Linked DNA regions of Homo sapiens: region 2 is linked to region 1. A link is a contact called in ENCODE Hi-C or POLR2A ChIA-PET data. All regions are on one chromosome and are shown on one strand. The core of a region is the stretch at or near the end of the contact, and the rest is flanking DNA. Distances in the headings are between cores, read along the strand shown. Region 1 holds the start of HSPA4L (heat shock protein family A (Hsp70) member 4 like). Region 2 overlaps LINC02615 (long intergenic non-protein coding RNA 2615).

Region 1 (3,593 bases), core at 427-2,926:
AATTTCAGGATATTCTGGAATAAATCTAGATAGTGATGGCCGATGTCAGAAGAGGTGTGTGAGGAGAACTGGTGGAAGTCACAGGCGCCCAGCAGGACCAGGGCCCAGGGTTCAGTCGCAGGGCAACGCCCAATCCCTGTTCTGCTCACGAGCTGCCCGCTGGGACGCCGAGTTCTGCGGTGTCTCAGAGCGCAGCTTCACCCAGGGGCTCCACGTCTCCTGAGTGCTCATGAAGGGAAGAGAGGCCTGATTGATTTCTTCAATGTAGAGACCAGAGCCCAAGCAATACTGTACAATCCAGTTGCCTCAGTATTGCCCTTGAAAATGGATTTCACGTTCATTCTAACAGCAGCAGGAACTATAGCCACCCTTGCTGCTGCTGCTGCTGTAGCAACATTATTAATAGTAAAAAATCTAAGTTATTTAAAGAAGTGGACAACTAGGGATAATCAGAATACTAAAGAATCTAGTAAACAAAACAAACAAACAAAAAAACACGCCTGTTTTCAAGATGGATACCAAAATGGAACAGGAAAACACACAAAGAATTGGATGAGAAGGAACAGAGACTAGATGAAGAGGACGGGGAGGAACAGGGAACAGACCAAGGACTGGCAGAGAAGGAACAGGGCACACACGTAAAAGTGAACGAAAAGCAACAAGACAGCCAAATTTCTTAAGTGTAACATAAAACTTGGTTAATTACAGACAGGCAACACATGCCGATCAAACCAAGAGGGAGGGCGCTGGACCACACTGGGCTCTTTTTTGAGGACCACAGGGCAGCGGCTGGAGGCTAAAGCACAGACTTGGCTGGTGTGAGTGGCACACTTAATTAAGGTCACTTTCCTGTAAAACTGGTTTCCAGAGACAAGGGTCAGCGGCGGGGCCAGCATCTTTTAGAAAGGTGTGAGGAAAGGTACGTGGAGGGAAAGTTGTCAGTGTGATCTTATTTCTTGACAGAAGTTTGACTTTTGATATTTCAAATCCTGCTGATGAAAAAAGAAAAAAACCTAACATGTGCTCATCCCGCTTTCGCACAAGAGTCTGTCCCGGGCTCGGCAGCTCCCCCGGGGCTGGACAGGGCGGAGCGGCGGACGTCGGACAATGCGCGCCACCTCACAGAGCCGGGCGCGGCGGGCCTCCAGCCACAAGGGGAGGGCGCCGGGCTGCACATGGGCCCCTCGGGGAGGCGAGGCCTGCGGGCGAGCCCTTCTGAGGGCAGGGGGTGAGGGGGCGGCGCCCGCCAGCCAGGACAGCATCCTGCCGCCGTGACAAGCACGCCTCCGGTTGCCAAAACAACCCAAAAATGTGCCTCAAAACACGTTCGCAAAGCCCCGGGCCGGCCGGTCGCCTGCCTCTCACCTAGCCCGACCGCCCGACGTCCTACTGCCGAGCGAGGGCGAGCAAGCCAATGTGCCTAGCCTCCTTTCCCCGATCCTCCCCGCCCCGCCTTCCCGCTTCTCCCGCCCCCGGATAGCTCAGCAGCCTCCATTTTCCAGATCTTTCTCGAACCCGCAGCTTCTTGGGCAGCCGTTGCCCGAGTGCTGACGGAAGCGGCCGAAGTCCGGGCCCGGAGCTGGCTCGGGCGCGGAGCGGAGGCTCGCGCGCCTCCCGGGCAGCCGAGCGCGCAGGCGCAGGTCCCAGTAACCGCCGGTTGGAGGCGGCCGAACCGCAGTAGGGAAAGACCCAGGCTGCGGGACGCGGTGCAGGCTGCGGCGCTGACGGCCTCTGCTCCTTCCGCGGGTTTCCGACTCCCTGCCCTAGATTTTCTGCTTAGCGACTTGGGGTCCCCTCTCGTTTGCTTCTGGTAGGAGTCGCAATCCCAGCAGCAATAGCCCAGAAGAGGACACGGTTCCCGTACCGAAGGGTTCAGTACCAGCAGCCCGACCATCACGCGGCGGGATGTCTGTGGTTGGCATTGACCTCGGCTTTCTCAACTGCTACATTGCTGTCGCGAGAAGTGGCGGCATCGAGACCATCGCCAATGAGTACAGCGACAGGTGTACCCCGTAAGTGCCTCTGCTGAGCATCACCTCGACCCTAAGAAACGTTTTTCTCTCCCGTCCTTAACGTTTGTCCTGTCTGCTCGCTTCCTCGGATTTTCCCCTAACGTGCGCCGAACCCCGAGATGACAGGTGCAACCCGTCAACCGCAGTCCCTAGAGACCGCCGGGTGGCAGTCGGACTTCCTCGCCCCGCAAAGCTTCTTTTCCTTCAAGGACGAGGGACCGCACTAGTTTGCGCAGCTCTCTTTTCTGTACCTACGCACGTCCCCTGCCTCGTGCCGCTGTCCCCCAACGCCTCTTTTGCTTGCGAGGAAGAGGTTGCTGTGGGACAGCCCCTGGCGTCCGGAATATTGAGAAAGATCTCCGGTTGCCTCTAACGAGGTTTACGTGGGATTATCGGCCCCGCGCCAGCTGCCCTCCTTCCTTTCCCCGTCCCTCTGGGTGACAGCTTTTTCTCAGAAAAGTAAAAAGTCAGCTTCGGCTGCACACGTCAGAGATGAATTGCAGGTTCATCTGGCCCCGAAAGCCTTTTTTTTTTTTTTAAGGGCGGGGAGTGAGGCATGTGGGGTTTTACAAAACCCAGTGCCCTTGAGAACTGCAGGTAATGGAGCCGGTTTACAGGGCCAGGTCAATGGTGCATTGATAGGGAGAGCCTCGGGATGGGAGTCACTGGCCTTGTGCATTGGTAACTACGTCAGTTGCTGGAATGCGGCGGGGTTGGGTCGGACCAAAAGCGTGTTTCTGCAGAGTGAATTGCCGGAGTCGGGGGCAGCTGTCCCGTATAAACATGACTGTGGAGTGATTCTATTATGAACGCTTAATGAAAGGCTTAGGAGGAGCGGCGTTATGTCATGGAAACATGTTTCCACATGTTCCGTTGTTTCTCTGGCCTGGGAAGTTTGTTGGCAAGGAATATAATGAAGTAATTCTGAAATATGAAAAACTAGTTGCTGCTTATAGGCTGCTGTTACTGGTAATTTTATGAGGAAACCAACTGTATGAAACCTATATTACTTTTTATGGAAAGGTAATTTGGCATCTTAATTTGACCGTTCTGAATGGTCCAAAATATAATACCTTAACTATACTAAAACAAGGTCAGTGTCCAATGGTCTTTAAATGCCTCATTTACTATTCTATGGAAAGCTTTAAAATATGGCAAAAAGATGTTGAAGAGTAGCTCACTTGAAGCAGTCTGTGCTTTGATTTCTTTCCAAGAAGATTCTAGAAGGTTTTATACCTTTTTTCGTAGATGTACACGTTTCTTCTATTGAAATTTTAAACGTTTTGGACGTTTATATTTTCAATACATGGGCATAGATAAGGTAATCCTCAATAATGTTTGAACTCTTCTACTTTTTACATCTTTTTCTGGCTTTTATGCACAGTGAGAGGCCGAAACAGTAACTGTGAAGTCGATGAATTCGTCTCTACAAGGTTTTATATTAAGCCACAACAAATACTGGCTTTCGCCAGAAACAGACCGGAAATTCCACTCTCCACCTTCAGCAGAGTAGGGGTTAAAAATGGGAGCAATCTTTGGCTTCATTGACTCTCAACCTATAGAGAAAAAACTGAGAGGTAG
Region 2 (3,593 bases), core at 801-3,300, 740 kb after region 1:
ATCCTTAAACAGCATAGAAAAACCAGGTAAGTTGACTATGTTCACGTTTAGGAGTATGATGGCCAATGGATCCAAAACCTATCCTATATCTACATGTTGGTGGCCACATTAATCTGACATCTGACAGCAAGAGCGATGATTGGGTTCACTGGAAATCTTTGTGAAGTACGAGTGAAGTCCTTGTGAAGTCAGAGTAAGTATCAGAACTTTGAGTTCTAGTCTTGGCTCTAGACTGATTCAAAAGGTCAGGGCCTAATCAATTTACTCATTAACTTATAATTGTAATTAATTAGATTTTATTAATACAAGAATAAAAGAATTGTCCAGCACCTACTAAGCCAAATCCTAGAGATATGGAGAAGCAGATAAAAGTTGCTGCTTTCAAAGAACACAGTTCACTAATAGGAGACTGGCTTGGAATCATCTATTCTATAAGTGAAATTTTGATGGATTATTGTTGAGGTGCAAAGGATGGAGCAGTCAGTTGAATCTTGCTGGGGGAATTGTAATCAGAAAGCTCCGAGAATAGTAAACGAGAGTTTTGGAGGCCTAAGATCTTGGAATCACATGTGTAGAAGGATATTTAAGGTGTGCAGGCTCCTCCATGAGTAGCCCCAATGCCTTGAGTGGAATGGATGCAAAGGTACGGACTTCTTGCATCCTTCCCAGGATATCAGGAGGCTTAGAGCAATATCTGCAAAATGTTGGCGATTGCTGAAACGCAGCGCTACAGCATCCATGGGGTCTTGCCCTTCTTCAACCATTCAGTAAATAGCACTCAGTAGAGATTCTGGCTGAGGATGCTTGTTTTCAAAACAACAGCCCTGAGCCAACCTTTTTAAGTAGTTCCATATGTTTTTATGGAGAGTTTATGGATTGTGGCCTTCGGAATTCTTTTGTTTATCACTGGGAATTCAAGTCCTGAAAGCTGCTAACTAACCATGAGGTCTGCTGGTTATACAAGCTGTTGGACCTCTTAAGGACGTTGACATAAGGACCACTTTCTGTGAAATAAGAATTAGTGGTTTAAAAAGAGTGCACTTAACAGTATCATGTAAGTATCAGTTTCTGTATGTCATTACTAGCCAGGCTTTTTTTAAAAAACTGGACTGTGCTGCCTTGTGTGTACATTTAAATGAGGCCCTTAAAGGGAAATCTGAGCAATGTCTTCAAACAAAGACTTATAATCAGAAGGGTCTTTTTAAAAAAAAAAAAAAAAAAGAATAACTATCTTCAGCAGACCTAAAACCAGGATGGAAAGGTGGATACTTCCCCACCTGGGCCCCAAAGCAGGGCCCTTCAAAATACTGAAGGTCCAGCATTCCCTGGGCAATTCTTCCTCCTTCTCTGTCCTCCCCACCCCCATCAATACCCAGCTTGCAGTGATATTCTTTTACCCTTTACTAATCTAATGCCAAACACATGTAGGTTCTATCCTGTTTCCAGGAAAGAGGTTTCCATGAATTGCCTCATCAGCCTTACTAATAGCTACAATATATGGAGCACTTTGTGCCCAGCACTCGATTCCTTTTATACTTGATCTCTTTTCATCCTTTCTTCACAATAGCCCCATGAGGTGGGTGCTATAATTATTTCTAATTTTACAGATAAGGAAACCAAAGCTCAGAGAGTCTGAGCAATTTGCTTAAAGTTGCTTAACAGCTGTATTAGCCTACTACTTATAATTCGACTACCTGTGTCCAAGGCTACATAAATTCAGGTCGCCTGACTCAAAGCTCTTATTCAACGTGCTAGCCTCCTTCCCACTAGATCTCATAAGATCTAGCTTGATCTCTAAGGCTCCATTCCAGCTTGGAAGAACTATGGTTCTTCTCCAGTGTCAGTTGTGTTGCTGTTCATGTTGTTTTCATGTAAAACAATGTAAGAAAGAGGCTGATAATCTCCCTCCATGAAACAGTTCTTCACACATTTAAAATCATCCATGGCTGATCATAAATGCTTCTCCAGAGAGTGAATGGTCATGGCTGGTGCAGAAGGGTAACACTCTGGAAAGGCGGATGTGAGACCTGGCAGCTCTGCCTGGGTACACATAGCTTAGGGCTGACAAGTGAGTCAGCAGAAGTGAGCAGACAATACTGCATTGGGTTTTAACGTGATGAGTCAGCCTTGCTATCTGGCCAGCTTCAGTGCAGCCCCCTGAAGTTTTAACAGAATATTAATTGCCCTTTCACTTCCCATTCCACACAGCTGGGTGGGATTGCTACCAGCCACACTGTTGAGAAGTTACACATTTTAGCCCAGCCTAGAAAGGTTTCCTGTGGTGGGTGAAATGACAACATGCACAAAGGTCAAACTCCAGATGTGGGAATCTGACCTTTTCTCCTCTTGGGGAAAACATTGCCTCATTATAATCTCAAAAGATTTTTGGTACAGGTTTAAGGCTAGAGTCTACTGAAAGATCCAAACTCCTCTAACATAGAGGATGCCAGCCTGTTTCATGTAAATTTATCCAAGGCTTTGAGACCACCTACAAAATTCCTGAGCCAAGGGACCAGGGAATGTAGGCGAATGTTTAGGCATTTCTGAAGGAGGGAGCTAGACCTAGAAGTTGCTGCTTGCTCCTAGAAGTTGGAAGGCATTTCAAGATGAGGAATGAGTTGTTTCTGGATTGATGCCTTCACTGGCTAGAAATGCCAGCGGGTGGTGGGAAGAGTACATGGCAGGATGATGAGGAGTTTCGCATTCATTCATTCATTTATTCATCTGTGTATTCATTTTACAAAAATTCATATCAGATTTGCAAAATTCACTCACAATACACTCAGAGATAATAAAAAATGTAACAACTTTTTTTATTAACTGGTGGAATATTTCTCTCAAATTTCCACCACTGGACCCCAGAGTGGGAATTCAATTTTAGCCCAATCTTGTAAACTTAGTTCCAATGTAATTATCTAGGTTGAGCTAAAAGTTTCTTTTCATCTTTCAGGTTTCCTCTTCATGCCTCTACTCCTATGCAGTTTGACCTCTCAGTGTGCAGCTGGTGATAGATGGAAACCCTTGTTCATAAGCTTTGTGGCACTGTCGGCAGGATGAGGGGACTTCTGGATCCTCACTGGTCACTGTGGCAGAGTGGTTGGTGTTGTCTGCTCCCTAGACAGGAACCCACTGAAGAATCTGACATTTTTTGATATGCTGGCATTCATTGTTACAGCCCATCATCCCAGCCATCAATCCAGGACATGGGGTCTGTGCCCACGGTGGGAAGGAGGAGGGGGAAGCTGGCTTTGTTCTGACGTTGGGCTTCTTCTGCTCCACCAGTACTTTCTGTGGGGGAAATAGGTAAAGAAATGGCTGTTCAGATGAGAAGATGTGTCAGTAAACTTTTGCTACAGTGATGCTGCAAAACAAATCACTGGTGACTTTCAGTGGCACACAGCAATAAACATTTATTTAGCTCAGGGATTGACAATCTTTTTTTTTTTTTAAAGGGCCAAATAGTAAATATTTTAGGTGTTTCAGGCCATACAGTCTCTGAACTCTGAACTTGTAGCACAACAGTAGCCTTAGATGCTATGCAAATGGAGGAGCATGACTGTGTTCCAATAAAACTTTATTTATGGACACTAAAA

Evidence for each region. A loop is a pair of places that touch in the nucleus more often than their neighbours do. ChIA-PET counts read pairs that join two places held with the same protein, here RNA polymerase II (POLR2A). Pooled maps may share reads with other maps.
Region 2: a pooled map shows a loop between it and region 1 (3-fold over the local background). The contact joins the enhancer-like site here to the promoter of HSPA4L in region 1. A Hi-C loop is called at or near these places in 1 of 37 single-sample maps with no recorded cell type and 2 of 50 pooled maps. POLR2A ChIA-PET finds 5 or more read pairs at or near these places in 2 of 52 experiments (BJ and Caco-2).

What each region holds. Positions count from the first base shown.
Region 1 is chr4:127,780,646-127,784,238 of GRCh38, forward strand. HSPA4L (heat shock protein family A (Hsp70) member 4 like) reads left to right here and starts at 1,677. Exons shown (of 19, transcript NM_014278.4): 1 at 1,677-2,012. The coding sequence starts at 1,906. RefSeq lists silencers at 1,038-1,207, 1,488-1,557 and enhancers at 1,698-1,847, 1,747-2,739, 2,348-2,427.
Region 2 is chr4:128,515,806-128,519,398 of GRCh38, forward strand. LINC02615 (long intergenic non-protein coding RNA 2615) reads left to right here. Exons shown (of 9, transcript NR_125882.1): 8 at 52-193; 9 at 2,951-3,593. Among named protein-coding and RNA genes, the nearest start is that of LINC03140, 53 kb to the right of the region's middle. RefSeq lists a silencer at 1,013-1,092, enhancers at 2,002-2,146, 2,061-2,822, 2,365-2,414 and a cis regulatory region at 2,069-2,079. Within about 2 kb of position 2,051, at least 22 of the 41 ENCODE cell types and tissues checked have a DNase peak (open chromatin) inside an H3K27ac peak, as active enhancers do.